Regions from separate parts of the Mus musculus genome. Here region 1 is linked to region 2. A link is a loop called in an ENCODE intact Hi-C map of the cell type or tissue named here. Cell type or tissue: heart. All regions are shown on one strand. Links, peaks and the distances in the headings refer to the core of each region. The heading gives the core; the rest is flanking DNA. Region 1 overlaps Pcca (propionyl-Coenzyme A carboxylase, alpha polypeptide). Region 2 overlaps Pcca (propionyl-Coenzyme A carboxylase, alpha polypeptide).

The links. Peaks named below come from ENCODE experiments on the same cell type or tissue, not always from the same donor. Only the 100,000 strongest peaks of a DNase experiment are listed, where the experiment ranks them.
Region 1: a loop joins it to region 2, with 2.8 times the contacts of the local background. A loop is called at or near these places in 2 of 42 quality-filtered maps.

What each region holds. Positions count from the first base shown.
Region 1 is chr14:122,866,358-122,869,275 of GRCm38, reverse strand. The region is part of intron 21 of Pcca (propionyl-Coenzyme A carboxylase, alpha polypeptide); the gene reads right to left. Among named protein-coding and RNA genes, the nearest start is that of Gm46488, 43 kb to the left of the region's middle. In heart, for the core only: no CTCF peak of the experiment used is centred there; no DNase peak of the experiment used is centred there; H3K27ac peaks cover 101 bases.
Region 2 is chr14:122,750,299-122,753,216 of GRCm38, reverse strand. All of the region lies in intron 19 of Pcca (propionyl-Coenzyme A carboxylase, alpha polypeptide), which reads right to left. It overlaps Gm46489 (a long non-coding RNA gene), which reads right to left. Exons shown (of 2, transcript XR_001781478.1): 2 at 136-2,918. Among named protein-coding and RNA genes, the nearest start is that of Gm46489, 2.7 kb to the right of the region's middle. In heart, for the core only: a CTCF peak has its summit at 1,452 (motif pointing right); no DNase peak of the experiment used is centred there.

The DNA of each region.
Region 1 (2,918 bases), core at 232-2,731, 120 kb before region 2:
ACCTCCTCAGGCTGTCATCTGACACAGGTCAGGGTGCATGTGAATACACACATGTATGCATACGTGTACACACACACAGAGACAACATACATAATGAAAAAATAATATCTCTGGCAGAATGAGTCGAGTGATAGCTTCAAAGTATCTCTGATTTGAGGTAAAAAGGCAGTTCCCTCTGGAGAGACCTATTTAGAGATGTCCATCCACAATATAAAACTCAAGTCTTTTTCTCTTTTGTTTTTGTAATCACAGGCTTCCATTCATTTCCACTGTCTTGAAACAAACAACTTTCACCCTTAACAACTGTGCTGAAAAGCATATTGAGGAGACTAAGCCTTAGATCCAGAGCACTCTCACCAAAGGGAACTTACTTTTCTGCTGAGCTCCTGTGAGGCAGCTTTTCTGGCTCCTGAAATCACTCACTGTCTTCACACCCAAAATGGGAAAGGAAAGGAACCTCTGTGAGGAGCGCCAAGGACAGAGACACCCCTAGTGTGCAGTACTAGGGGGCCCCACATGCAGGTGCACCAAGAATAAAGGGGCCCAGGTGCCCACATGCTGTCTAACAAATAGGTGCACAGTCCACAAAGGCACTGTGCTAAAATAAGTGGTACTTTCCCACCCACAAGGGCAAGTCTGCTGCAGTGTATTTCACAGAATCCCAAATCAGGGCATGTGCCTTCTGTTTGATCAGGAGTCTATGTGACACATTATGACTATAATGAACCAGGGTTTTCTTTTTATACAAGAAAAATATTATAGATCTTTGAAAGTGCTGTGCTTAATTTTGTAACAATACCAACATCTGTTAACAGTACAAGCTGTTTCCATTCTTTACCCTGAATTGTTTTATGTAATTACGAGTTTATAAGGTAGTTGGTAAGCCAGTAAGAAGGTACCTTTTAAAAGCACTCTGTAATTTGGGGTACAATGAACTGTTCCCTTGAAAGTCTGTAATTAGGGCAGCATCAACTTACAGAAAAGTACAGGAAATGTTATAACAACACAATTATGTAAATAGGCACATAGGTAGGGAAGCGTACCATTTTGCTATGGTCCCCACCCTTCTCTTCACTTTCTCTTCCATTTGAATTCTTTGCTCATCTCAAGTGGGTATACTGTTATCACAGGATGTGGAACAAATGGACTCTGTGGAAAACAGATGGGGAGCTTGGCCTTCCTTCCCCCATCAATTCTTCAACACCAGAGGCTGGGAATGAAGCCAATGCTGGGCCTCTTCAACAGCACTCTGGCCTGTGTGTGGATGATTTCAATAATAAAAAGTTTTCACTATTATGAATTCATTGAAGAAACTCAGAATCAAATGGGATAAAATGTTGGCTTATGTCTGACAGAAATTACCAAACTAGCTTGTAGAAAGACAGGGTAAACACCGCCAGAGATGATTGTGGCATATAATCCTGTTGGCCAAAAAAAAAAAAAAAAAAAAAAAAAAAAAAAAAATCAAATCAGGAAACACCTCCACAAGCCTTCACACAGCGCTCCAAAGCACCACAAATGACCTCTGTCAGGGGATTGCTTAGCAGTTCTGCAGTTCAGAATGTAATACATCTTGCAAGCCCAGCCTGTGTCCGTAGACAATCTGCTGGCATTCCATGTGGGAAATATTGTACACATACAATACTGATTGTATGACAAGACCTGCAAAGCCTTGTGGGTAATATGGAAGGGAAAGGAGACAAAGTCCCAGAACATAATAGCAGCAAATGGAATCTTATTCCATAAACCTGAATTTGAGAGCTGGGAAAGATGCTACCTTTGGCTAAAGATGGTGGCACATACCTGTAATCCCAGCACTGGGGAGGTGGAGACAGAAGGAATCCAGAGTCATCTGGACTATACAATGAGGCTTAATAAGACTGTCTCGAAAATTTCTTAAGATGATAATTTTTCGACCAAATCTAATTTCTCAGACAAAAATTTATTCTCTTAAATCAAGATTATACCTCTTTTTAAAAGGTTATTAATTTATATGCATGTGTGTATGGCTGCTCACAGAACCTAGAAGAAAGCATCAGGTCTCCTGGAGCTGCAGTTACAGGCAGTTGTGAGCCATCCAACATGAGTCCTCTGCAAAAGTGTCAAGTGTTCTTAACTGCTGTGCCACCCCTCCAGCCCCATGATAATAACATCTTGTATGATAGTGTTAGAGATCAAATTGACAAGGATTTACAAAGCACCCAGCAAGTACCTGTAGAAAACTACACACTAAGTGTTCTTTTCAGTCTCTTTTCTAAACATCTCTGATTACCCAGAATGAGATAGGACAAACTGTTCATGTGTATGGCAGCACACAGGTTGCTAATTTTAGTCCTTACTCTATGGTTTAAAATTTGTAAACAAAAGTAGATTAAATTCTTCAAATACTACAAACAACTTCTAAAAGAAGATCTAAAATAAAAATTACAAAATAGGGCTCTATAACACTAAGGGTGTCTTGATGGGATTGTGTGGGGCCTTGTAAGCCTTAGATCCCTAAAGAGACACATGGTGAACTACAGGAAAAGTTTGAGCAATCCGTTCATTTAAAGATACTTAACAGGCCTAGCTGGGCATTGGCAGAGTATGAATACATATGGAAACATGGCTCCTGGCCTCAAACACCATAACCTGGCCATTCAGAAAAGGCATTGTGCAGAGCTGTAATATCAACACCCAAGGATACTGCTAAAAACTGACCCATTGGGAACATGTTTTACACTGAGCCCTCCTGGAGCCCTCTGGGCTAGGAGGGAGTGGGAACCATGACACACTGTCTCTATCATCTTCAGCATAGATACTGAGTTTCGACCTCTAACTCCACAGCTTAGAAGCTCAGGACTGTGAAGCTATGTGTCTCTAGATCCTGACTCACAAACTGTGGGTCTTCATGATACGAATTCACAAAGTTGTCCTGA
Region 2 (2,918 bases), core at 288-2,787:
AGTCAAAGCAATTTTCAGGCATCAGTTCCCTCTTCCCACCATAGCATAAGAGATTAAACTCAGGTTTATCAGCTTTGCACAGCAAGCACTCCAAACCCCGAAATCACATTCTTTATGGAAGACAAAAACTTTTAGTTTTTTTTTTTCTAAAAAACAAAATCCAATACCATAAAACATCAAGGCCACTGAGATAGTTTAACAAGTAAAGATCCTTAATTCCACACCTGATGATCTGAGCTCAATCCCTAGGACCTCCTAGGTAGGAAGAAGAGGACCAACTCCCTCAAGGGGTCCCATGAGAGACATGTGCTCACAACACATAAATACACATTTAAACCCTTTAGATTAACACATTTACTTTGTCCTTTTTATTGTTTAGAGTATGAAGAAATTTGAAATATCAAAATGTCTTAGGGTTACTATTGCTATGATGAAAAGCAACTTGGGAGGAAAGGGTTTATTAGGCTTACACTTCCATAGCATTGTCCATCACTGAAAGGAAGCCAGGACACACTTGAAACACAGCTTATTGCAGAATCTCAGGAAACACTTCCAAGAAGATTTCACCCCGATGATGCTGGGCTATTCCTAATCATTGCTAATCTCTCAGGTCCCAGCTGACCAGCATCAATGTCAGTAAGGCACACATTTCACACCAGCAGTGCTAGTCTCTTGGTGATAACAGCTGACTCCTCAGCCCCAGCTGATCAGAACCCCAAACCTTAATTCAAAATAGCAAGTGGCCCCTAACAGAGTCTTTAAACTTCCCTCTGAAACTTCACAAACCAGGCTTCCATCTTATGCACTGCTCTCAACATTCTTGTCTCCAAAGCTCCTATAGAACAGTCCACTAAACTCTCCACACTCAATGGCTTTTCTAGCCCTAAATTCCAAAGTCCATCCACAATCCTTCCAAATGCAACATGGTCATGTCTGTAACAGCAATATCCCATAATCCTGGTACTAACTTGTCTCAGTCAGGGTTTCTATTGTTTTGAAGAACACCATGACCAAAAAGCAAGTTGAGGGGATGAAAGGGTTTGTTTGGCCTTACATTTCCATGTCACAGTTCATCATCAAAGGAAGTCAGGCCAGGAACTCAAATAAGGCAGGATCCTGGAGGCAGGAGCTGATGCTAAGGCCATAGAGAGGTGCTGCTTACTGGCTTGTTCAGGCTACTTTCTCATAGAACCCAGAACCACTAGCCCACCCACAATGGGCTGGGTCCTCCCCCATCAATCACTAATTAAGAAAATTACCTATGGGTTTAGATCTTATGGATATTTTCTTCATTGGGGTTTCCTACTTTTCAAATGAGTTTAGTTTGTATCAAATTGACATAAAACTATCTAGCACACAAAGAATATAGGGTTGTGGGTTGTTTTTTTTTTTTTCCCAATAATGTGTGTGAGTGTATATCTGTATAAAGAGATGTATACATGAGTGCAGTTGCCCTGCAAGGCCAGCAGAGGCCAGCAGATACTCTAGAGCTGGAGTTAGCAAGTGGTTGTGAGCGGCCTAATGTGGGTGCTGGAAATAGCCTCCAGTCTTCTCTAAGAGCAGTATGTGCTCTTAACTACTGGGCATCTCTCCATTCCTGACAAGTGTGCTCACCATACCCTTTCAGTAACCTAAAGTTATTTAAGCATTTTATAATTCTAAACATATTTCATTTTGGAGTTTGTCTTCAAAAGTGATTACATGATACTCTGTAAAAATGCATTTGAAGGGGATGAAAGATGACTCTCCAGGTGCTTGCTGTGGCCAGGCATAGCCACCTGAGTCTGATCCCAGAACCTACATAGAAAGAGGAAACTCACTTCTAAAAATTGTCTTCTGGCTCCCATACCACCACTGTGGGATATATACAGAGACAGACAGGCAGGCAGGCAGACAGGCATACACACACACACACACACACACACACACACACACACACACACAAAGTAAGTATAAAATAACTAAATTCATCTCACCACGGTAAGGTAAAATACACTGTCAGAAGTTAACCTATTAGGCCCTAATAAACTTTGCTAATAACAATGTTGAAATTTTAATTAAATATGAAAGATCCATATACTTTTCAATGTAAATATTTTTCAAAACTTGACAGGATAGCTTAGTGACACTGATTTCCACAGCATGTGTGAGGTCCTGAATTACCCACAGCAACCAAGTAAGTTTACTAAAAATACAACAGTAATCAAAACATGCCATCTTTACAACATATTAATTTGAACACTGTTTTTGTTGGTCAGTATCATTCTCTACAACATACCTAATATATTTTGCATATAAGAGATGACCAAAATGATAAATAACTTTAGAATAAAATAGAAACCCATAGCCTTAAATTGCTGTCAGGTTGTGCTGTGTTTACCCCCCCCCCCCACACACACACACACACCTGTCCTCTGGCACATGGACCAACCTCCTGTCCAAGATCTAAGCACACAACTCATGCTGCACACACTCCTGAACTAGAAGCTCAGAAGATGTTGCACCTCAGCCTCTTTTGTGGAAGTCATTTCTCTCCAGTGTCAAGCAGCACTTCATGGCCACCACGCTCCTCCTTTTAGTCCTCTCCATCAGAGCAGCCTCCAGAGGAGGATAGACTGATATTTTCCCTCACTTCCATTTCCACCTCCACCTCCTCCAACCTCTCCCCACCTCTTAATCTTCAAACATTTCTTCCTTGTGGCCCCACTATTCACCTTAAGAAAGCCCCACCTGAGTCCTACCTGAGCACTAAGATGTGTGTTCTTTCACACCCAACTCACCTTTCTTATGAGTCACTCATGCACACTCCTCCTATCTCAACTTCAATATTCCATCTTGTCTTCATGACACCATTGAAATGGACACAGCTCAGTTTTCCTTCTTCTGCCGCTGCTTCAATGCTTTGAACCAGGGTGCTC